Regions from separate parts of the Homo sapiens genome. Here region 1 is linked to region 2. The links are chromatin loops, found by intact Hi-C in ENCODE. Cell type or tissue: ascending aorta. All regions are shown on one strand. Each heading gives the region's core, and the rest is flanking DNA. Links, peaks and the distances in the headings are about the cores only.

Region 1 (10,308 bases), core at 2,309-10,308, 120 kb after region 2:
GGTCAAACTGCAGGAGACACACACATCAATTTCACTTCATTTTATCAAATAGCTCTGTGTCCTGGCCCCCCAGGAGGCACAGAGATGTCTCTGCCCCAGGATGTGACCTCAGGGTGTTTCCAGTCTGGCCTGGGAGACATCAAAAATAGAGTTGTCACCAAAGGCAGAACAAAACTGCGCACACAGGAACGAGGGAGAGGAGGCCCAGAGGAACAAAAGAGGAGGAGGTTCCATTCATGCTGGGCTTTGAAGGGCTGGTAGCTACTCAGCGGATGAGTATGCAAGGAAAGGCATTCCAGGTGGAGGTAACAGCGTAGGCAAAGGCACGGCAGTGTGAAAGCACTGGGTGCGCTGGATGGCTAGGATGGAATTGATCAGAGCAGAGCTGCACGGAGAGATGTAAAGGAAGATGGTGCTGCAGACACTTATAAGGACCAGATCATGAAGGGCCTTGAATGCCAGGTGAATATGTTTAGGCTGCATTTGGAGGGCAACAGGAAAGCAGGGGAAGATTCTAAGCAGGAGAAGGACTTGTTCCGATACGGATTCCAGGAAGCCCACTCAGGTTCCCAGAAGGCAGGAACAGAGGTCAGGGCCTGACCTAGCACTCACCGAGACAGGCTTGCCCTGCTCAGCATCCAAGCCTAGAAATACATGGCCCACAGGCCTCATGGGTCGTCGGGGCCCCAGAGGCTGGGAGGAGGCTGAGCTGCAGTCCACGTGCACAGAGGCCACACGTCCAGCCACACTCAGCATCAGCTTGTGCCAACGCAAGTCGAAGAGCTGGGGCACTGGGAAGATGCAGGACACAAAGTCGCCATCCTGGCCCTGGGCCCTGAGCTCCAGGCTCCGCTCTTGGCTGTTGACTTCCAGGGATATCTGGGTAGAATTTGGAAAGGGAAAGGACAGAGATTCAGAGCTCCAGAGTCACACCATGGGCACGTTCAGGGACCTTGAACTCATTTCACAGGAGGGGAACTGAGGCCCAGAAAGAGAAGAAAGCCGGCTGGGGTCAAGGAGCTATACATCCTGAAAGAATGAGGTAGGTACTGGTGGGCTGGGGACAGGCTTGAGGGTAGGCACAGGATGGAGCAGGGAGACCCCAGAAGTCACAAGCCGGGATGAAAGGTGGGCTGGACTGGTGCTACCCAATGCCCTAAGAGGCAATCAGGGCACAGGGGAGGTTCACCTGTGGATACCCATTTGCATCGGTCACTTGAAACAGATACCACGTCTTCTGGTGGGTGTGTTTCTTCAGCAGTAGTGTCAGCACCAGGGCAAACTCCTCCGGGAGACCCCGAGGGAATACTCTTCTGGAGATGGAGCAGGGAGGGTGCCCTGAGGCTCCAATGAGGACCCAAATGCTGCCCACCCTGAGCCCTCAGGACTGCTGAGCCTACCCAAGACATCCACAGGCACACATCTTCCATCATATACATTCATTCACTCTCCATACCTTTACTGAGTGCCTTCCGCGAGCTAGGTGCGGGTCTGGCTGCTGGGAATAACAGTGGTGAAGGCTGGGTGCGGTGGCTCATGCCTGTAATCCCAGCACTTTGGGAGGCCGAGGTGGGCGGATCACCTGAGGCCAGGAGTTGGAGACCAGCCTGGGCAGCATGGTGAAACACCGTCTCTACTAAAAATACAAAAAATTCGCCAGGTGTAGTGGCAGGCGCCTGTAATCCCAGCTACCCGGGAGGCTGAGGCAGGAGAATTGCTTGAACCCAGGAGGTGGAGGTTGCAGTGAGCCAAGATCACGCCACTGCACTCCAGCCTGGGCAACAGAGCAAGACTTGGTCTCAAAAAGAAAACCAACCAACCAACCAAACAAACAAACAAACAAAAAACCCACATACACAGTGGTGAAAATACAGAGGCACTGCCTGCCTTCATGGAGCCTTCACGTCTGATGGGGGCAGGGAGGCCATGAGCAAAGAATCCCCAGAATGACTATTTCGCTATCGCATTGCAATTTGAATAAGTGCTTCCAATGAACCCAGAATACCCTAGGTGAATAACTGGAGCAAGGGTGGAAGGAGAGATACTGAAAAAAAGATGGAAAGGGTTCAGCATGACCAGAGCAGCAAGAGATAAAAAAGAGCATTTTGAGAGCTGAGGTTGAAGAGGCAAGCAGGGGCCAGGCCAGGGCTTGTGGGAATTTGGACTTCACACACATGGGTGCACACACACGCATGTGCGCACACACACACATGCACACACGCACATGACTCTTGCCAGGTTCCCGCCCACATCCTGTGTTCTCACAGTGCCCACAGGATGCAGACCTGTTCCCACCCACTGCTGGCCAGAGACAGGGGAAAGACAGAAGGTAGGTCTGCCAGGTACCACCTCTCAGCCCACCCTGCAAGCCCAGGGGTGGAGACCAGGTTGACTCCTGGCAGGGGCTGGGATGCAATGACCCACAGACAGGCCCCTGGGCTTAAGCCCCACATCTGGAGTTGCTGAGGAGTGTGGCTGAGGTCAGTGTTGATTCTCAGTGGTCACATGGATGCATTTACCGCGTGGGCTGGGTCACGGGGGCCGCCCCCAGGCGCAGGATGAGAGGCCCCTTGGGGTTGCGGATCTTCTTGATGGCAGACGTCTTCATGAGGCTGAGTCGGTGGATGAGGTTGAAGCCTTTGGGGGAGACATCAGGTGAAGAGCTCAGCTGAGCAGGTGGAGAGGGGTACAGATCACTCCCAGAGGAAGGTTGCAGGGACGGCGCGATGAGATGGTTGGGTGCTCACCAGTCACGTTGGCTGGCAGGCTACTACTGTGTTCCAATTTGAGTCCTTCCTGCTGTGAAGGTGGGCATTGTGCACCTAGAAGAGAAGGGGCAGGGGGGCATTAGGTGCGCTCAGGCCAAGGTTGCTGCACGGCTGGACGCCTGGGGAACCTGGGAGGGAGCAAGTTTATAGTCCTCACTCTGGACCATCAGCTAGATCCTGCCTTCACCACCTGCCTTCTGACCCTGGCTCCCCAGGAAGCCTGGAGGCCCCCAACCCAGCATACAGTTTGGAAGACTGAGGTCCAGAGACTGAGGCCCAGGCCAAGGTCACTAAGTGAGCCAACAGCAGAGCAGGCCCAGAACTCCAGGAACCCAAATCTCCCAGCACTCCAAGTCAGGAGCTAGGCCAGCAAGGGAGAGAATACACGAAGCTCTAGGTGGCTCTCGAGCACAGATGGAGTGGGGAGCTGTGTATTTACACATGTGCCCCCTCCATGACATACACCCAGGTGGGGGGCAGAGGAGCTCTTCAGGGGTAAGGAAATGTCAGAATCATGCACATTGTGTGTTATGTACAATTATATGTACGTGTCTGTACATGTGGGAGTTGTAGGTGCCCATGCCACGAGGGATGACATGTGCAGCTGGCACACGTGTTCTCAGCAATAGGAACGTCCTACATCCAAATCAGACAAGCAGGCCAGACACAAGTAGGAGCCAACAGAATGAATATTTACCTGAATAACCACCTTGTGAAACAGCGAGAAGAGACTGAGGGTCTGAGGGGACCACAAGCTCAAGGGTACCACCAGGGCCTTGGAGCTCCAGGAAGGGCATATTAATGGGTTAGGGCTCCCAGAGAAGGAGATAGCTTAACTCAGGTTTCCAAAGCCCTGAAAGAACAGGTGGGCAGCCATGGGCCTCCCTCGCCCTGGGGCTGACTGAGCAGAAGTGTTGGGGGAGGTGCTACAACAGGAAAGACAGAGGCCAGAATCAAAAAGGCCTTCTCATCAATGCAGAGGGATAGGTGGGAGAAGACGGTGAAGACAGCTCCTAGAAGCTGGCCTTGCACTCTCTGGCTAGACTGGCTGGAAGAAGGAATCCTGGGGCCCTGGGGCCCGGTGCCAATGACCCCACTGCACTCTCCCTCCCCCAGGTCTGGTCAGAAAGACCATCACTGTCTTCAGCATCACAGCAGCAATGGGTGACTCACCCCTTGGCAATGGGCCCAGATTCCTTACAGATGTTGAAATTATCTGCCCCATCCCCCCCAGGGGACCCAGTGAGGGAGAGGAGAGCAAAGCTCACGCACACACAAGCAGAAACACATATGTGCACATACAAGGGGCAGGCGGCCACACTCACCCTGGGTCCACAATCCCTTTCACCTCAGCTTCTTGGTTTTTCTGCTTTTCCTAGCTGGGTTTGGGTCCTAGGAGTTCTGTTCCTGCTTGGCGAAGCAGCTGAGCTACTGAGCCCAGAGGGCACCCAGCAAGGCCAGGCAAGTTGCCCGGTCAACTTCCCCTGGCTTTGGGCCCTGGAAAGCTGCACCCTCTGTCTCATCCAGAGTCTGGGCCTCGGGGTGGGCCTTTTATTAGAGATTCAGGGCCAGCCGTGGAGGAGGAGAAGCACGTGAGCTAGAGGGATGGAGTCTCCACCATGAAAAGGATCAGCAGGACTTGGGGTTCTCTGGGGAGGCGGCGTCCTTCTGCAGGGAGAGCTCACTGCCTGTTCCTCCCCACCCCACTGGTCCTACCAGCAATGTGTCCACAGGATTGGCTTACGTATTGGGGTGGGAGGTTGTTCTCTTACACACAGAGACACAGGAATACATACGAATGCACAAAGCCAGTCTGAGAGACAAACACAGAGATGCTCAGAGACATAAACGTACGAAGACACAGGCACACACACTCTCCAGCTCACTGCACACAGGCTCAAGGGTGCCAACACCTCAGATCACCCTGAGCCCAGCCCCTAGACTCTGCTATAACTGCCCACACGACCACACATACATGGTCACATATGTGCAAGGACCCCAGCACCCCAGGATACCAGTTGCAGGCCTGTGATACTGTGACTCTCCTGTGTCATCTCACCTGTATTTGCCCCATGGCCGAAGGTAGCCCAAAGACCGAGCAGCCACAGGCCAGGAGCCCAGGATACCCACATCCCGGTCCAAAGAGGTCAGCTACAGCCACAGCACCTGAAAACCACAGAGACCGGGAAGGCGGATTTCTGAGTTCACACAGCACAACTCCACACGTGGGCAAGTCGTGGACAGCCTGTGGGGCCCAGGCACTGGTATTGGGGTGGCAGGAGGTCTGGCCAGGCATCAGTCTCTCTCAGAGGCCCAACCACAGCCCTTGGGCTAGGATTTGAGCAGAGGCGATATTCAAAATATTTAACCACCGGTATGGCACGGATACCAGCTTTCAGGCAAAGCAGAAAGCTGCCTACTGCACTGAAATAGTGTCCAGGCAGCATCTGGCTGTGCCAGTGGATACTTGCTGGATTGGGAGAGGTCTAGAAGGTCTTAGAAGGCCAGAGAAGTTGGAATAGTGATGAGGGCTTAAAGAAGAGGCTATTCTTCAAGACACGTGGAAGTATTTCAAGTCTAGCATCTTGTGCACTGTCCTGGTATATATACCAGCCTGATACCTTACTAGCGCACCCAGCTCAGCCCAGGAAGCCCTCCCAGGCACCCACAGGGTCAGGGGCTGGTGACTGGGCTGAGATTGTGGGCCACAGCCTTCCATAGGGCTGTGTGGGGGCCAAGGAAGCTTTCCCCATAGGTATAGTGGGCAGGAGAGCAGGTCTCTAGGGCTCAGGACCTCATTGCCAGCCACCCCCGCCCCCAGCTGATGGATGCTTGTCTTTTAGTTTTATTAAACCCTGATGGATGGGCCCAGATAAATCGATGCAGGCTCAGCAAGTGGCCAGCAGAGCCATACATCGTCTGGCCTCCCCCAGGACAGGCAGCTCACGTGCACAAACACAGAGCCATGCATGTGTCAGCACAGCACATGCAGATGCGCAGGTACATGTACATAAGGACACATATGTGGTACCAGTGTGCATACAAAGCTATCTGCACACAGGCATGCTCACGGAAACATATGCTCGCTGATATACCCAGACACACCAGCTTGCATATACCCACATGCGCACAGCCAGCCTATGACCACTCCTCCTGTAGGTCTTCCTGTTGGGAAGTTCTAATGCAAGTCTGACTGCATTCCTTCCAACTCTAATGAAATCCAATTTTCCTTCCCTCAATCATGGATAGGAAATGAAAACAGAAAGGACCCCTTACCCCAATATATTTGGAGATAGGACTCCAGCCCCCTTCTCCCTGGGACAGAACTGTGCCCCCAGCCTGCCTATTCATCCCCCATCCTAGTGATATACACATCCCAGCTCTCAAACCCTATCCTGGTCTTCCTCCTGCCAGCCAATAGAAGGGCTGCCAGCTGTGGCGCCATGTGGGTGCATGTGGAGGCGTGAGGATGGATGTGATCCTGTCCCCTTCCGGCTCCTAGTCTCTGGTCGCCACTCCTCAGGCTCCAGCCAGAGTGCAGGGCTGCAAGGACAGAGCCAGAGAAGCTTCCAAGGAGACGGCTCACCCCAACACAGAGGCATAGATTTGGGCGCAGGGAGTCAGAACCAGGATGGAGTTTAGAGCTCATCTCGCTCTAGAGAAGACGACCAAGGCCCAGAGAGGGAATGCCACTTTCCTCAGGTCACACAGCAAGTCTGGCAGAAAGGGCCTCTCAGCCCAGAGCCCTGAGGCCGCCCACTGTATCCCTACTTACCGGTGGCCGGGGATCCCCCCACCTCACTGAGCAGTCCAGGCAGCAGGCGGAGGAAGCAGAGCCCAGGTTCCTCAGGTCCGCTAGGGGTTCTCTATCTCTCCGTGACGGTCACGGGTCCCCAGCTTCCTGGCGCTCGAGCTCTCCCGGCTGTCTGCTGCCCGGCGCACGCCTGCCGGGGACTGCCGGCCACTCCGGGTGGGGGAAGAGAGGCGGTTCCAGGGGGCTGGGGGCCTGCCAGGGACACTAATGGAACACAGCTGGACCGGCCCGCCAGGGAGGAGGAGGAGGAGGGCCTAGAGGGGGCTCCAGCGGCACCAGAGGCGGCTAGACTGCGGGGTGCACAGCCCCGCCCCGGGTCTGGCCGAGCTCCCAGGCCCGCCCCTCCTGCCTCACCGCCAGGTGAGCGATCCTCGAGCTAGGCGGGACCCTACGTGCCCAGAGCTGCCCTGGAAGGGGGCTCCTGCGGGCCCTTTAAGAGTCAGGCCTGGAGTTTGAAGAGCTCCCCCTTTCCATGTCCCTGGCTGGGCCCCCAGAAGGCTGCGGGGTGGGGGGGCGGGGAGGGGACAGGGGTGGAGGGAGCAGGGTAGAGACCCTCCTCCCAAGTGCGTGGCACCCATGATGTGGCTGCCGCCCAAGCCTCGGTGGTCAGCTTTTTCCAATTCCTCTGCCTAACATTCCCAGTCAGTCTGTCCCTAGGTCTGTCTGTACTGGGAGGAGGAGGGTGGGAACCCCCTCCCTCCTCCGTGCTAAATTAACCCCCTCTGCTCTGGCCTGACTCCCAGAGAAGTGAGACTGAGGGAGTCCCCTTATTCCTCCTTACTCCATGAGGTTGGAAGGGCTCAAATCCCTGGCCCCTGCTCTGGCTTTGCGGTTCCAAATGTGCTGTGTAACCATACTCCGTTTTCTCATCTGGAAGATGGGATCGTGAGAGTATATGCCTCATAGACCTTTGCTGTAAGCAGGAAATGGGCCAAAGGCTGTAAGCGCTTAGCACACGGTCTGGCACATGAGAGGAGCTCAGTAAATATTTGCTGCTATTATCGTTATTACTGTGATCCCTGGCAGGGGACGGGACTGGATTTCAAGCCTTTACACCAGCACTGGGGAGGGACCTGCTTTATATTCACGGTCCAAGGACGCAAGAGGAATTGAGCTGGGCTGAAAGATTGGAGCTCTGAGGAGGAAGGAGCCGGTAATGTTCCGAGTTCTGCCCAGAGGCAGGGCCGTTGACCAAGGTGGAATCCCCACCAAGGGTCTCCTCCCGCTGTAGACCGAAAGCAAATTTATTGGCACCAAGGCTGAGGATCCACAAAGTAGGTTCAAGAGGCCATGAGATGCTGGGCTGAAGAGGGAGAAACTGAGCGTCCCCAGTTGAGGGGGGCTCTGGGGGCTCTGTGGAAGCAACGCGCCTAGCCCTGTGGCCTCGGCTAACCCGGGGTAGGGGGAGGTTGTAGGGGCAGGCCTGGGATTTCCCGCCTCCAGACCCAGAGGCGCTGAGTCAGCGGAAACCCCAACCACGCCACAGAGGCGCCCCACTGTGGTCCCAGTGAGGAGCTGGCCCCAGATGTGGCTGTGGCAGTGGTGGGGCCTGGGAAGTGCTGAGCTCAGCAGGCGGGAAGCGGAGGGGGTGGGGCCTTCTGAGCACTCTGGCCTGCGGGGTGGGTGGGCACAGGCCCCGCCTGCCCTACCAGAGGGTGCTGCCCCAGCAGTGGGCACTCGGGAGAGGTGGGAAGCGCATATAGGTCAGGCTCTGTGCTGAGAACTTCACATATGCTAACTCCTTCGATCTTTACAACAACGCCTTAAGGCAGAATTCCATTTTTATTCCCAAACCTGCAGCACAGGAAAAACACAACTTGCCCGGGATCCCACAGCTAGTCAGTGGTGGAGCAGAACTCATGTCCAGCCAGCCTAGACTCAGCACGTGCTCTTAACCACCATGCCATCCTGACAGCTCCCACCCGTGCCCCAGACAGGGCAGGTGGCTGGGCCAGGGATGGAGGAACCTGAGAAGGGAGAGCCAGATGCCTTCCCACAGCACCCCAAGGGTGCTCACAGGAACAGCCAAGCCTGGGACACACCTTACGCCTAGAAACACTATCATAGACAGTCTAGGAATGTGCCCATGCCCCTTCCTCCCTTCCACACATACGTGCACACATCCAGAAACACGCAGTCAGGTAAAGTTCTAGCACAGCACTTGAGTACGCAGACTCCATATGCATGTATAGGCACTCATGTTCACACAGACACACCCTGGCCCTAGAAACAGTTACACACAGATGTGTAGAGACTCAAGATACGCCTCCACATCAAAGATACACAGAAACACATGTAAGAGCCCAGATTACCCCACAGAAATATATCCCTGGACATATCCAAACACAGGTACATAATTCTCAGAATGCCTGCATACAGCACTGTATATACTCGAATGTGCACACACAGACACATGCCTGTACACATAGACATGTGTGCACATAAACATACATGTGACCACAGGCATAATTACTCAGATATGCAAGCAGAGAAGCCTGCAGACCTGCAGCACATACATGTGTGCACACAGACATAGATGGCCACACAGACTCGGCTCCCAGAGAAACAGCCACTGGGACATGCACACACTGACACATGTACACACATGCATACATGCAGCTGTGCTGACACTTTTACATGCAGTCAGTGCCAGAAAGCCCTGCACGCCAGCAACCCGGGTATCCCGTGAGGCTGGGCTCAGCGCCCTCACCCCAGATGGCATCACCACGAGGTAATCAATGCTGCTAATCACCACCAGCTGCCCTGGAGCCTGCATGCTGCTGCTGCATGGGGCTACCAAGGCCTTCTGGACCTGGGGTAGTATGCCCAGATGTTGGCAGTGCCCAAGGGCCCTCCGCCCCCCACTGGGGAATCCCTGTCTGGCAGGGGCAGCCCCTGGGGCTGGGGCAGGTTGAAGAGCCAACCCAGGGCCTGGTCCCAGGACAGGTCCGGGAGCCCCCACGCGTTCAAGCAGAGATGGTGTAAAGTTCTGAGGCTTGAACAGTGGACCAGAACCCCCACATGTACACGTGCACACCTGGGCCCTGGCATATGCGCATACGGGCTCACACGCAGACACATCACACATGATTGATTACTCTTCACAGATATGCCCTTCCTGACTTCCTCATCCCTTTAAATGCCACGATAATTCATTCTGATGCTCAGGTAAAAACCTGAAAACCTTGGCTCCTTTCTTTTCCCTACCACCCCCATCCAATCCTGTCAGTTCTACCCCCCAAATACAGCCCACGTCCATCCACTCCTCCCCACCTCCACAGCTGCAACCCTCACCCAGACCATGATCATCTTCTGCTGGGCTGTTGCAAGAGCCCCCAGCTGATCTGCCTGCTGCCTTGGGGCCCCACCACCCACTTACTTCCCACCTGGTGGCCAGTAAGACCTTTTCTTTTCTTTTCTTTTTTCTTTTCTTTCTTTCTTCCCACCTGGCAGCCAGTAATACCTTTTCTTTTCTTTTCTTTTCTTTTCTTTTCTTTTCTTTTCTTTTCTTTTCTTTCTTTCTTTCTTTCTCTCTTTTTCTTTCTTTCTTTTTTCACAGAGTTTCGCTCTTGTCACCCAGGCTGGAGTGCAATGGCGCAATCTTGGCTCACTGCAACCTCTGCCTCCTGGGTTCAAGCAATTCTCCTGTCAGCCTCCCAGGTAGCTGGGATTACAGGTCCCCACCACTATGCCCGGCTAATTTTTGTATTTTTTAGTAGAGACAGG
Region 2 (12,803 bases), core at 627-8,626:
TCCCTGAAATGTGGCCCCTTTTTCCTTCCCCACCCCTCCCCACCATTCCCAGTAGGAGGAGGAAGGGGTCATGGGTACCCCCCTATTCAGTCTGAGATGGGAAGTGGAGAAGGGCCAGGTAGGAAACCCTGAAAGCCTTAATAGAAATAATGGGGAGCCTGCGACTTGGAGGAGGCGGCCCTGCACCCACTCCACCCCCACTCCCTCTTTGCCTGGGACTAAGAGGCCCCAGAGAGAAGGAAACTTTTTGGAATGCATTGCGCATAAGATATTTCCATTGCCTCACTAGGGTGAGGGGTGCCCGGGTCACAGTGAGGGAGGGAACGTTTCAGCATGTGTCTGGGTGTTCAGCGTGACTGTGTGTGCACTGTGTGTGTGTGTGTGTGTGTGTTCAAAAGGATAAAACATGCCTGGCCCGCGTCTGCAGGTTCTGATAGGATGGCTCTGGACGTTGAGGGGTTAATGCGCTCTCTCTCTCTCTCTCTCTCTCTCTCTCTCTCTCTCTCTCTCTCTCTCTGTCTCTCTCTCTCTGTCTCTCTCTGTCTCTCTCTCTCTGTCTCTCTCTCTCTCACTGCTGTCCCTGGCCCCTTAGGCCCCCTCTGGAATGCTGGGACCTGCTACCACCGGCCCTGCCTGGACCTGTGTGGGCAGCCCTGGGGGCAAAGGAGGAGATGGCAGGAAAGGACAGAACAGTCTACTGCCCTCTCCTCATGAAGGCTCTGGGGGCGAGGGTGGGGGAGTGTCCAGGGTGTCAGAGCCCTCAAAGGATGCTTCCAGAGTCTAGTCGGGTGCTGCTGCCTAGGTGTGCAGAGGGGGAACAGCCTGGTGTGCAGAGAGGGAAAGGAAGGATGAGGAAAGCCTTCCCGGCCCTGCAGACTCCTCTGGCCCTCCCCAGCAGTGCCCCCGCCTCTCCTGGGGCTGGAAAGCCCAGCCATACTGGGTCTTGGCTCCCCTTGAGGCTCCTTAAAAGGCAACATTGGAGGTGGGAGCCTTGGACAGCTTGCAAGGAGGCAGTTCAGCATCTTGTAATAACAGAGTTATGAGCTTGTAAAAGCATTATAGAATTCATAGAATGCAGCCCTTCAGTCGGCACCTATTATTAAAGACCTACTGCGTGACAGGCACTATGCTGAGCTCAGGAGATGGAGCGGGAATGCAACAGACACAGTCCTTGTCCCATTTCTAGTGTAAGGTGAAGGGCATGGGAAGACAACAAATGAGTATATTCTGACAAGCTGCCCAGTGTTATAGGGAAAAGAGAGGATAACGGGGGTCCCAGTTTAGAGTAGGGAGTGGGTGGGAAAGCTACTCTGAGGAAGGGACATTTATGCTGAGACCAGGGAGAAGGATAGGAGAGGCCTGGCCTAGGCAGAGGGAGTGGCTCGTGGGAAGGCCGGGAGGTGACTGAGCTCATTTTAGCTGGAGCTGGGGTAGGGGAGAGACGTCCCAAGGAGGTGCAGGCCACGTTCCGTGGCTCACATCAGCTGTGCCCAGGATTCTGCATTTTGTTTGGAGTCACAGGAAGCCACGTAGAGAGCACACGGTCTGATTTACGTTCTTCAAAGATCTCTCTGGCTTTGGGGTGGGTAGGGAGGGGATGGCCGGGAATTTTAAGGGGTAGCAGACTTGGTGAATAAGGCAGTGCCGGGGTCCAGGTGAGAGGTGATGAGGGACGGGAGTAGGGTGGCCACAGTGGAGGGGCGAGAGGTAGGTGGATTCCTCATGTGCCATCTCCAAGCCCTGCTGATGGGGGACATGTGGGCGGACACCACAGACCACCTGGAGCTCTGATGTGAACAACTGGGTGCCATTTTCAGAGTTGAAGATGTTAGGAAAGAGCAGGCTTGTGGGAGGCAGACGGGCTATTTTGAGTTTGAGATGCCTTTTGCACATCCAGAGATGTCAGAAGGTCAGTGGGATATGAGTCTGAAGCTCTAGAGAAGTGGGGTCTGGGATTCCTGTAACAGAATGGTGATAGTAGATATTAATTCTGAGCACTTAATGATGGACCAGGCCCAGTGCTAAATGCTTTACAAGCCTATCATTAAATCCCTGGAAAGTGGTACCACTGTATTATCCTCATTTTATAGACAAGGGCATTGAGAGAGACAGAGCTTGAATGATTCTCCTAAGATCACACAGCCAGTGGGCTGAAACCCAGAATCTGAATTCCAGAACCCATGCTCTTAGTCAATTCAGCATATGGCCTCAGTCATTGACTCAGTTAACAAATATTCATTGGGTGCTTACTATGTGCTAGGCTTTGTTTTCCTAGGCGCTGAAAATACCAAACAATACCTGCCCTCAAGGAATTTACAGCCTATGAGGAAACAGGGATAAGCAATATAAACAGGCCGGGCCTGTGGCTCACACCTGTAAATCTCAGCACTTTGGAAGGCCAAGGCGGGTGGATCACTTGAGGCCAGGAATTTGAGACCAGCCTGGGCAACATAGCAAAACCCCATCTCTACAAAAATTGCAAAATTTAGCTGGGTGTGGTGGTGCACTTGTAGTCTCAGCTATTTAGGAGGCTGAGGTGGGAGGGCCACTTGAGCCTGGGAAGCAGAGACTGCAGTGAGCCGAGATCACACCACTGCATTCCAGCCTGGGCAACAGAGCAAGACCCTGTCTCAAAAAAAAAAGCGGGGAGGAAGGGGAGCAGGCAGATTGGTGTGAACCATCAGGGGCCAGCCTAGTTGGAGCCTTAGAACCAGAACTTGAAGGAGGAGGGGATCAGGGGACAGGAGGACAGAGCGTGCAGGGCCTTGTTGTCACCAAACTTTGGCTCTTATTCTGTGATGTGAAGCCAGTGGAGGGTTTTGGGCAGAGGAACGACATGATATGACTTAGGTTTAGCAGGGTCACTCTGGCAGCTGTGTTAAAAATACCCTGGGAAGCAGGGCAAGGGGCAGATGCATGGAGCACCCACAGTGAGGAGGCCACAGCAGGAATCCAGGTGAGAGGTGATCGGACTTGGGCGGGCTGCAGGAGAGAATGAGAGTGGTTCGGATTCTGGATGCATTTTTAAGGTAGACCCATAGGATATGCGGATGAACTGGATCAGCATGGGAAAGGAAGTCAGCGGGGACTGCCAGGTTTGGGGCCCAAACTCCAGGAAGGATAGAGTTGCCGTTTTCTGAGAACTGTAGGGGGAATAAGTGAGGGGGGTCAGGAATTCGGTTCAGGGAGTGTTTTGGTTCAGGGTAGTGATGTTGAGTAGCCGTGAGATCCTTGACTCTGGTGTTCAGGCAGAGATCTGGGCCACAGATATAAACTTGAGAATCATGAACTAGACGTTGACATTTAAAGCCACCAGGCTGGATGGGATCACCTAGAGATTCTCCCACAGTCACTTGCACAGACTCCCTGGCCCATGTTAACCTCCGAGGCCACATTCCTTCAAAGTATCCCCAGTCCCCCACTTACCCTTTCCTTCTCTCCTTTTCTCACCAGCACCTGCCAGGAGAACAGGCAGTGGCAGTGTGACCAAGAACCATGCCTGGTGGATCCAGACATGATCAAAGCCATCAACCAGGGCAACTATGGGTGAGAGGCCCTAGAGGCACCCTCAGTGGGCACACATGCATACTCATGCATGTATACACGCATGCTGTGCTGTGGGGCACGTCCAGCAGGCCACTCCTACACCCAGATTTGACTGTGTGTGCGCTCAGCCACTGTGCGTCTCTCCCACCCACATGCACCCACGCCAAGGACCCTGAGCCTCGGCAGATCTGTGACTTCCTTCCGTCCCCTCTCCTTCAGCTGGCAGGCTGGGAACCACAGCGCCTTCTGGGGCATGACCCTGGATGAGGGCATTCGCTACCGCCTGGGCACCATCCGCCCATCTTCCTCGGTCATGAACATGCATGAAATTTATGTAAGTCCATCCTTCCCCACAATGCTGCCATCTCCCCATGGCTCAGAACCTCAGGGATGCTGGCCCTGTGCCCTGCTCCTCCAAGGGCCTGGACCATCCCCTACTACAAGGCTGTGTGTCCCTGGACAAGTTACTCCCCTTCTCTGGGCCTCTGTTCCCTGCTTCCACAGGATGTGCTGTGCTGGAAGAACTGATGCTCAGATTGAATTTCGTGGTCTTGGCATCAGCTCCCCCCTGATCTCTCCAGCCTGGGAAAAATGCTGTTGGTCTCAGTACAGCTGGGTTAGGGCCCAAGGGGACAGGGGGTCACCTTGGTATTTTGGGAAGGGAAGGACACACACTCCTCCAGTTCTGGCCAGAGGGCAGCAGTTCTCGGAAATAAATGCCGGTTCAGCGGAACCCCAAGGGAGGAGAGGGCTTCTCCCTTCCCACCAGTGGGACCCTCTGGGAGAGGAATGAAAACCAGGCCCAAAGTGAAAGGGTGAGGAAGGGGAGCTTCAGCAGGCCTGGACCGGGACATGTGCCGGAGCATTTGTCCATCAGTGGCAGGCAGCGGGGAGGCAGGGGCTGGCAGGAGTGGCCCTCCCTGCGGAGACTTCGGCCTTGGGTGACCAGACCCTGGCCCTGCCCTTATTCCCCTGGGCCTCTGGCTATTTTCTGCCTCTTGCTGTTTGTGTTGGCAGACTGCCTGGTCACGGGACCCTACTGCCTCTTCCCTCCCCTGAGGGAAAGCTAAGGCCTGAAGAAAGCTAAGGCCGATCAGAAGGTGCAGAGGAAAGAGGCAGGGGTTGAGAATGGAAAGCTGAGGGACCTGGCCTGGCCACTTCTCTGTGCCTGGCCTCAGCTGCCTCATCTGGGAAGCAGGACTAGTCACCACCGCCACCCCGCCCCGCCCCACCACCTGATACCTGGGAGGCACTAAATGGTGCTTGGTTCTTCAACACAAGTCAAAATTGGAGGCAGCTGGAATCCTGCAGCAGCAGGAGGGCTCAAGATTAAACTGCAGAAGGCCCTGGACTTGGTGGCCCTCCAGTGCCAATGGGCACCTGAGGGGCAGGCCAGGGCAGAGCAGGAGGCAGACAGGGCAACCTTTATCTTGCAGACAGTGCTGAACCCAGGGGAGGTGCTTCCCACAGCCTTCGAGGCCTCTGAGAAGTGGCCCAACCTGATTCATGAGCCTCTTGACCAAGGCAACTGTGCAGGCTCCTGGGCCTTCTCCACAGCAGGTAAGCCAAGGGCAAGGGCTGGCGCCTGGGAGAGGAGGGCCAAGTCCTGAGCCTCCCGACAGCCCCTCTATCTCACCCCACCAGCTGTGGCATCCGATCGTGTCTCAATCCATTCTCTGGGACACATGACGCCTGTCCTGTCGCCCCAGAACCTGCTGTCTTGTGACACCCACCAGCAGCAGGGCTGCCGCGGTGGGCGTCTCGATGGTGCCTGGTGGTTCCTGCGTCGCCGAGGGTATGCAGCAACAGGGGATGTGGGCAGAGAAGAGGGCAAGGAGCTCCGTGGGCATGGCCTGGGCCATGATGCACTGAGTCTTTCTGCCTTTGCTCCCTCTTGCTGCCTTTGCAGGGTGGTGTCTGACCACTGCTACCCCTTCTCGGGCCGTGAACGAGACGAGGCTGGCCCTGCGCCCCCCTGTATGATGCACAGCCGAGCCATGGGTCGGGGCAAGCGCCAGGCCACTGCCCACTGCCCCAACAGCTATGTTAATAACAATGACATCTACCAGGTCACTCCTGTCTACCGCCTCGGCTCCAACGTAAGTCAGCACTTGGGTGAGGGCGCCGAGGCAGGAGGGTTGTGAAAGCCTGGAGTCTCACCCCTGACGTATGCTCTCTGTCCATCCCCTGCCCTCCAGGACAAGGAGATCATGAAGGAGCTGATGGAGAATGGCCCTGTCCAAGGTAAACCCCCTTATCCAGCACCCTGGTTCCAGAAGCTTGTGCCTGCTTGAGAGTGGGCACAGTAGCACAAGTGGCCTGCACAGCATTCAGCAGCATGTCCAGTAGGGCCAGGAGTAGGGGTCCCCCCCTCCCACAGGCAGCACCTGGAGGGAGCACTTAGAGCTTTGGTATGGAGGGACCCTGGTGCCTGGGCACATCTCAATAGACTCAGGCTCCAGTGCCTGTGCCAACGGGCTGAGTGGACCCTACCTTGACATCTGCCCACAGCCCTCATGGAGGTGCATGAGGACTTCTTCCTATACAAGGGAGGCATCTACAGCCACACGCCAGTGAGCCTTGGGAGGCCAGAGAGATACCGCCGGCATGGGACCCACTCAGTCAAGATCACAGGGTGAGGGGCGTGTGGGCAGAGGGGGTTTGGGACAGCAGGGTTTGTGCTAGGGGCTCTGGAGCCTGCCTTGGGTTCTTACAACCTCTCTAAAAAGCCAGGACTGCTCTCATCATTTCAATAGGGAGAAAACTGAGACTCAGAAAGAGAAAGGACTTGCCCTGGGTCGAATTGAAGGTTGGGAGCCTCTGAAGGCTTTTTTAGGAACTGTTCCTTCCTTACATTGGGATAAAATAACTCCAATATGAAGAGAGCCTCAAGAGTTTCTCAACCTCTCCCCACCTCAGCACCTGTCCCAGCTCTGCCTGACCCACCGAGTGACCTGGGAGGTCGCTCCCCTGGCCTCAGTTTCCCTATCCGATTTAGGGAATATAGATGTTAGGATCACTGACTTCAATGAACTCGGTGAAATGTGCTTTACGGTGGGAATTGGCGGTCTCTAAGATACCCATATTCTCAGAGTGTCTTCCTTCTGGCCCTTGGCACCTACCCCTCCCTGGATCCCCAAGTGAGGGAGGGCAGGTGGATGTGTGGTCCCATAGAACTGGCCCCTAGGAGGTGGGTCTCTGGAGGACCCAGGTTCCCTCCTCTTCTGCTCACCTTGCCTCCACTTGTCCCCTTGGTGCCCCACCCCCTCCCATGCTGGGCCTGGGTGCACCGACTTACAGATGTGAGAGTGAGGGAGATGCAGAGAGGTACAGAGACCTGCCTGAGCCCTAAGGGTGTACCCAACCCTCCAAAGGCAACTGGGGGCTGGATGGGGCAGGTTTCCGGGATTGGAGCTCCTGAGAGCAGGTAGACCCAGCTCCCTTCCCCCTCCTCTGCTCTGCCCACAGATGGGGAGAGGAGACGCTGCCAGATGGAAGGACGCTCAAATACTGGGTGAGGCCGCTGACCCTTTCCCCGCCCCCTCTTCCCCTCGCCCCACTCCCATTCCCCTTCTCACCACCCCTCCTTATTCCCAGACTGCGGCCAACTCCTGGGGCCCAGCCTGGGGCGAGAGGGGCCACTTCCGCATCGTGCGCGGCGTCAATGAGTGCGACATCGAGAGCTTCGTGCTGGGCGTCTGGGGCCGCGTGGGCATGGAGGACATGGGTCATCACTGAGGCTGCGGGCACCACGCGGGGTCCGGCCTGGGATCCAGGCTAAGGGCCGGCGGAAGAGGCCCCAATGGGGCGGTGACCCCAGCCTCGCCCGACAGAGCCCGGGGCGCAGGCGGGCGCCAGGGCGCTAATCCCGGCGCGGGTTCCGCTGACGCAGCGCCCCGCCTGGGAGCCGCGGGCAGGCGAGACTGGCGGAGCCCCCAGACCTCCCAGTGGGGACGGGGCAGGGCCTGGCCTGGGAAGAGCACAGCTGCAGATCCCAGGCCTCTGGCGCCCCCACTCAAGACTACCAAAGCCAGGACACCTCAAGTCTCCAGCCCCACTACCCCACCCCACTCCTGTATTCTTTTTTTTTTTTTTTTAGACAGGGTCTTGCTCCGTTGCCCAGGTTGGAGTGCAGTGGCCCATCAGGGCTCACTGTAACCTCCGACTCCTGGGTTCAAGTGACCCTCCCACCTCAGCCTCTCAAGTAGCTGGGACTACAGGTGCACCACCACACCTGGCTAATTTTTGTATTTTTTGTAAAGAGGGGGGTCTCACTGTGTTGCCCAGGCTGGTCTCGAACTCCTGGGCTCAAGCGGTCCACCTGCCTCCGCCTCCCAAAGTGCTGGGATTGCAGGCATGAGCCACTGCACCCAGCCCTGTATTCTTATTCTTCAGATATTTATTTTTCTTTTCACTGTTTTAAAATAAAACCAAAGTATTGATAACTACAGTGTCTTGGAACCTCTGGGAGTGGAAAGCCAAGCCAAAGTTGGGCTGGCAGTGGTTAGACAGCAGAAAGGACTGCCTGAGGTGTTGCTGGTTGGCAGGGGTGGGGGGACTGGAAATCCTAACTTCCATTCAGCCCTAATTGTCAATGCCCTGGGCACTGACCCACTTGGGGGAGGGGCATGGATGGCATGGCCTTTGGCCCTAGAGAGAAACCTGAACCGTGGGAACCACCTTTCAGACGCTGAGTCAGCTGCCGCCTGAAGGGGGAGCCCTGCACTCCTATCAGCTGAACCGGTGCCAGTGCCCAGCAGGCAAGGGGGGCACAGCCCTCAGAAGCTGGAGCCTCTGTCTCTGTAGATCAGTCTCTCCAAGCCATCCAGGCAAGGGGGGCCTCTCCTCGGCCTGCTCTTGGGCCAAGCTGAGCCTGCTTCCCACCCCACCTCCTCAGATTCCCAGTGCCAGCACAATAAGCCAGGCCTCAGCCTGGCTCCAAGGCCATCAGAACCCACCCGCCCAACCTCGTCACCAGCTCCTTGCTGCCTCTCAAATGCCCGGTACACATGCAGACTGCCAGACATTCGCTCACGCTGCTCTCCGGGCCAGATGCCCTTCCATGCCACCCACCCCTTGTCCCGCTCCAAGGTTCCTTCTTCCAGACAGTGCCTGTGAAGGTCACTGAAGTGCCAGAGGCTGTGCAAGGAGCCCAGGCCACCCCATCCCCATCCGGCGTGGGTTAGACCCTCCCTCAAATCATCTGCACTCTGCCCTTCACCCAATATTTCAGGTATCTGGGATCTATTGAACTTCCGCATTATGCTGGAAGTTCCTAGAGGGCAGGGATGGTCTGTTTCATTAGTGGGTCCTGGTACCCACACCGAAACCCTGGTATAGGGTGGCCCTCCAATGTATGGAATGACTGAGTGGATATGGCCCATTCTTTCACCTCCAGGCCCCTCCCAAGCCTCCACTGCGTCCCCCCGGGCACAGACGCCAGGCTGGTGCTCCTTCCTTTCTGGGAGCCCAAGGGCCTGTGCCTGGGAGGGGGATCCCCGAGCGCAAGGAATCCTCCCCGCCGCCACCTCCAGCCAGTGGGGAGGCAGGGGCACCCTCAGTCGCCGAGGGACTGCGGCAGGGAGGTCCCCGGGGGCCCCTGGCAGCCCCTCAGGATCGCCGCGTCCCCCGGGCCTCACGGGCATCACCTGAAAGGAATGCGGGCGCCGGATAAGTGGCCGCCTTTGTCTCGCTTCCTGTTTGCCAGGACGTCCAGAGCCCGGCTCCAGCGGCCCGCCCGCCGGTCCCCAGGGAGCCAAGGCCGGCGGGGAGCCCCGAAGGGGCGGCGGCCCCTTCGCACCCGCTCAGTGGCCCCGGGACCCGCCCCGCCGGTAAAACCCGGTTCGGAGGCAGCTCGGTGGCCCCGCGAGGCTGGAATTTTCTACGGGTACCTTCCAAGGAAGCTCTGGGGGGCGGGGACGGTCGGGCGCGGCCCGCCGGGTCTCAAGGCTGAGGCTAAGGCTCCGGCTCCAGCTCCGCCCGCCCTGGCGCTGCGGACCCGTGTTGATGCCAGAAAGGGGTCCAGATCCAGACCCCAAGAGAGGGTTCTTGGATCTCGTGCAAGAAAAAATTAGAGGTGAATCTCTGCAGTAAAGTGAAAGCAAGTTTATTAGGAAAGTAAAGGCATAAAAGAATGGCCACTCCGGCAGGGCGCGGTGGTTCACGCCCGTAATCCAAGCACTTTGGGAGGCCAAGGCGGGCGGTTCCCGCGGTCAGGAGGGGCCAGGCTGACCCCCCAGTGTCAGAGACCTCTGAACCACAGCAACTCCATCTTGAATAGGGGCCGGGTAAAATAAGACTGAGATCTACTGGGCCGCATTCTCAGACAGCTAGCCATTCTAAGTCACAGGGTGAGATAGGAGGTCGGCAAAAGATACAAGTCATAAAGATCTTGCTGATAAAACAGGATGTGGAAAGAAGCCGGCCAACAGGCGCGGTGGCTCACGCCTGTAATCCCAGCACTTTGGGAGGCTGAGGTGGGCAGATCACGAGGTCAGGAGATCCAGACCAGCCTAACCAATGTGGTGAAACCCCGTCTCTACTGAAAATATAAAAATTAGCCGGGCGTGGTGGTGTGGGCCTGTAATCCCAGCTACTCAGGAGGCTGAGGCAGGAGAATCGCTTGAACCCGGGAGGCGGAGGTTGCAGTGAGCTGAGATGGTGCCACTGCACTTGAGCCTGGGCAACATAGCGAGACTCCATCTCAAAAAAAAAAAAAAAAAGAAGAAGAAAAGAATGGCTACTCCGTAGAGCAGCCCCAAGGGCAGCTGGTGTCCCATATTTATGGTTCTTTCTTGATTATCTGCTAAACAAGGGGTGGATTACTCATGCCTCCCCTTTTAGGGTCACTTACTGACATTGCCATGACATTTGTAAACTGTCATGGCACTGGTGGGAGTGCAGCAGTGAGGACGACCAGAGGTCACTCTCGTGCCATCTTGGTTTTGGTGGGTTTTGGCCGGGTTCTTTTTTTTTTCTTTTTTGAGATGGAGTCTTGCTATATTGCCCAGGCTGGAGTGCAGTGGTGCGATCTCAGCTCACTGCAAGCTCTGCCTCCCGGGTTCATGCCATTCTCCTGCCTCAGCCTCCCGAGTATCTGGGACTACAGGCGCCCGCCACCATGCCCGCCACCACACCAGGCTAATTTTTTTTTATTTTTAGTAGAGATGGGGTTTCACTGTGTTAGCCAGGATAGTCTCAATCTCCTGACCTCGTGATCCGCCCGCCTCGGCCTCCCAAAGTGCTGGGATTACAGGCATGAGCCACCGCACCTGTTGACCGGCTTCTTTCCACAGCCTGTTTTATCAGCAAGATCTTTATGACTTCTATCTTTTGCCGACCTCCTATCTCATCCTGTGACTTAGAATGCCTAACTGTCTGAGAATGCAGCCCAGTAGGTCTCAGCCTTATTTTACCCAGCTCCTATTCAAGATGGAGTTGCTGTGGTTCAGAGGTCTCTGACAGTAGGGGGTCAGCCTGGCCCCTCCTTAGCCTTGTTCCTGGGGCCAGCAAGCCCAGGCCCACCTGGGCCAGTTCTGCAGTGGACGAGGGTTCAGATAGGGCTGGAGATGCCCTAGCCGGGGCCTCAGCCACCTCCACCAGCCACTCCTGCTCCTCCGATGTTGGGCATGGGAGTGTTGTTATAAAGAGCGAGGCTTACCTCAAGCACCCCAAACCCGATTACTGCCCCTGAATCTGCCCCTAAAGAAACCCTGGTCCCACAGCCCCTTGCTGTGTGTCATGGGGCCAGTCCTTCCCTTTCCCAGGGCCAAGGGTGTGGGATGTTAGACAGAGCTGGGTTTGAACCCCTACTCTGTCCGGCTGTGTGTATTATTGGACAGGTTTTTCCAACTTAAATGGGGGACAGTAGTACTCACCTACCTCCTGGGGTTGGTGGGAGGATTCAATGAGACAAAACATGCTAAGCCTTTAGCTCAGTACTTGGAACTCATTAAGGGCTTAATAAATGGTAACAGCAACAGCGATGATTGTTTTAAGAGATTGGACCTGATAATGTAAAGGCTTTTTATAATGAGCTAAACATTCATTGAGTGCTTAACCATAGGTTTCTGCCAGCATGTTGTTCTGAATGCTTTACATACATTGTCTCATTTAAGCCCCCCCAAACCCAAAAAACAAAACAAAACAAAAAACTATTTCCAGAAGCATAGAGAAAAGCAAGTAAGTTGCTGAATGTCGTACATTTAATAATTGCATCAGGATTCAAACCCAAGTCACCTAAATCCTCACACTCATCAGCTCTGTATTAAGATTAATAGTGATATTCCAATGTCCTTCCCCAAGCCCTTTCCCTGTCTGGCAAGCTCTTATTCATCCTTCAAAACCCAGCTCAAATGTCCCCCCTCTGGAAAGCCTTTCCTGGCACCCATCCTCTGGATCTCCGGGGACTCCTCCATACACACCTGGCACAGAGGGAGTATCTGTCAACAACTTCTCCTCCTACAGGCGGATGGGGCAGCGACTTTTTCTTTTTCAGCTCCATCCTTTCCTGACCACCAAATATTTCACTTGGGCATTCATTCTGGCCCCCTGTGGGGCTCTGCGGGGGTCCCGAGGCACCTAACTCTAATCTCCCAGGGGCTGCTAAGTTACATGACTTCACAAGTGCTGATGCCTCACATCTTCTTGGGATCTTGCCAAACCCCCATCCCTGCCTGGTGCCCATTAAGGGAAAGGAATTCATGCCTACCGAGCCTGCAGTGAGCCACGCTTTGGACTATGTGCTTCACTCACTTTAGCTCCTTCGATCCTACCCTCGTTCCTAGGAGGAAGTGTATGCCTAGAAACCCAATGTCAACAAGTGAGACAACTCTCAGACTCTACGAGAGGGGTAAACCTCCAAATTGTGAGGAGGGCAAGTGGGTCCAGGCACAGCTGGAACCAGGGACCCAAAAACTGCCAGGACACACCCTCTCTGTCTCTGTCTCACTCTGCCTCTCTTTTCTCTGCCTTTCTGTCTAACTCTGCCATGAGGAAGGATTTGTGGCCAATGACAACTCCTGAGCCTCCCAATCCACAGCCATGTTCTCAGTACTGATTCAAAATAGAGAAGTCTTTTGATTGGCCACACTCCAGTCAGGTGTCCACCTGTGGGACAGTCACCTGTGGCTGAGGGACAAGGTCATGGAAATCATGACAGTCCTTGCCAAACCAGTGTTTAGGAGAGGAGATCCTCAAAGAAGGAGGATCCAGGGGAAAGGAGGAATGCCAAACAGATTAAGGTAGGAGGACAGACT

What was found. Peaks named below come from ENCODE experiments on the same cell type or tissue, not always from the same donor. Only the 100,000 strongest peaks of a DNase experiment are listed, where the experiment ranks them.
Region 1: a loop joins it to region 2, with 11 times the contacts of the local background. A loop is called at or near these places in 10 of 110 quality-filtered maps.

Annotation. Positions count from the first base shown.
Region 1 is chr1:31,697,294-31,707,601 of GRCh38, forward strand. It overlaps COL16A1 (collagen type XVI alpha 1 chain), which reads right to left and starts at 6,724. Exons shown (of 71, transcript NM_001856.4): 1 at 6,544-6,724; 2 at 4,828-4,934; 3 at 2,748-2,822; 4 at 2,520-2,637; 5 at 1,190-1,313; 6 at 613-879; 7 at 1-7. The coding sequence starts at 4,900. RefSeq lists enhancers at 1,823-2,576, 4,083-4,835 and a silencer at 8,145-8,194. In ascending aorta, for the core only: a CTCF peak has its summit at 8,085; DNase peaks (open chromatin) are centred at 3,958, 4,258, 6,798, 8,078 and 2 weaker places; H3K4me3 peaks cover 4,487 bases; H3K27ac peaks cover 6,775 bases.
Region 2 is chr1:31,579,696-31,592,498 of GRCh38, forward strand. It overlaps TINAGL1 (tubulointerstitial nephritis antigen like 1), which reads left to right. Exons shown (of 12, transcript NM_022164.3): 4 at 3,454-3,546; 5 at 3,766-3,880; 6 at 4,983-5,106; 7 at 5,191-5,341; 8 at 5,456-5,645; 9 at 5,745-5,790; 10 at 6,058-6,181; 11 at 7,015-7,060; 12 at 7,144-7,991. The coding sequence ends at 7,284. Among named protein-coding and RNA genes, the nearest start is that of TINAGL1, 9.6 kb to the left of the region's middle. In ascending aorta, for the core only: a CTCF peak has its summit at 8,256 (motif pointing right); DNase peaks (open chromatin) are centred at 916, 4,001, 4,546, 8,456 and 4 weaker places; H3K4me3 peaks cover 6,853 bases; H3K27ac peaks cover 8,000 bases.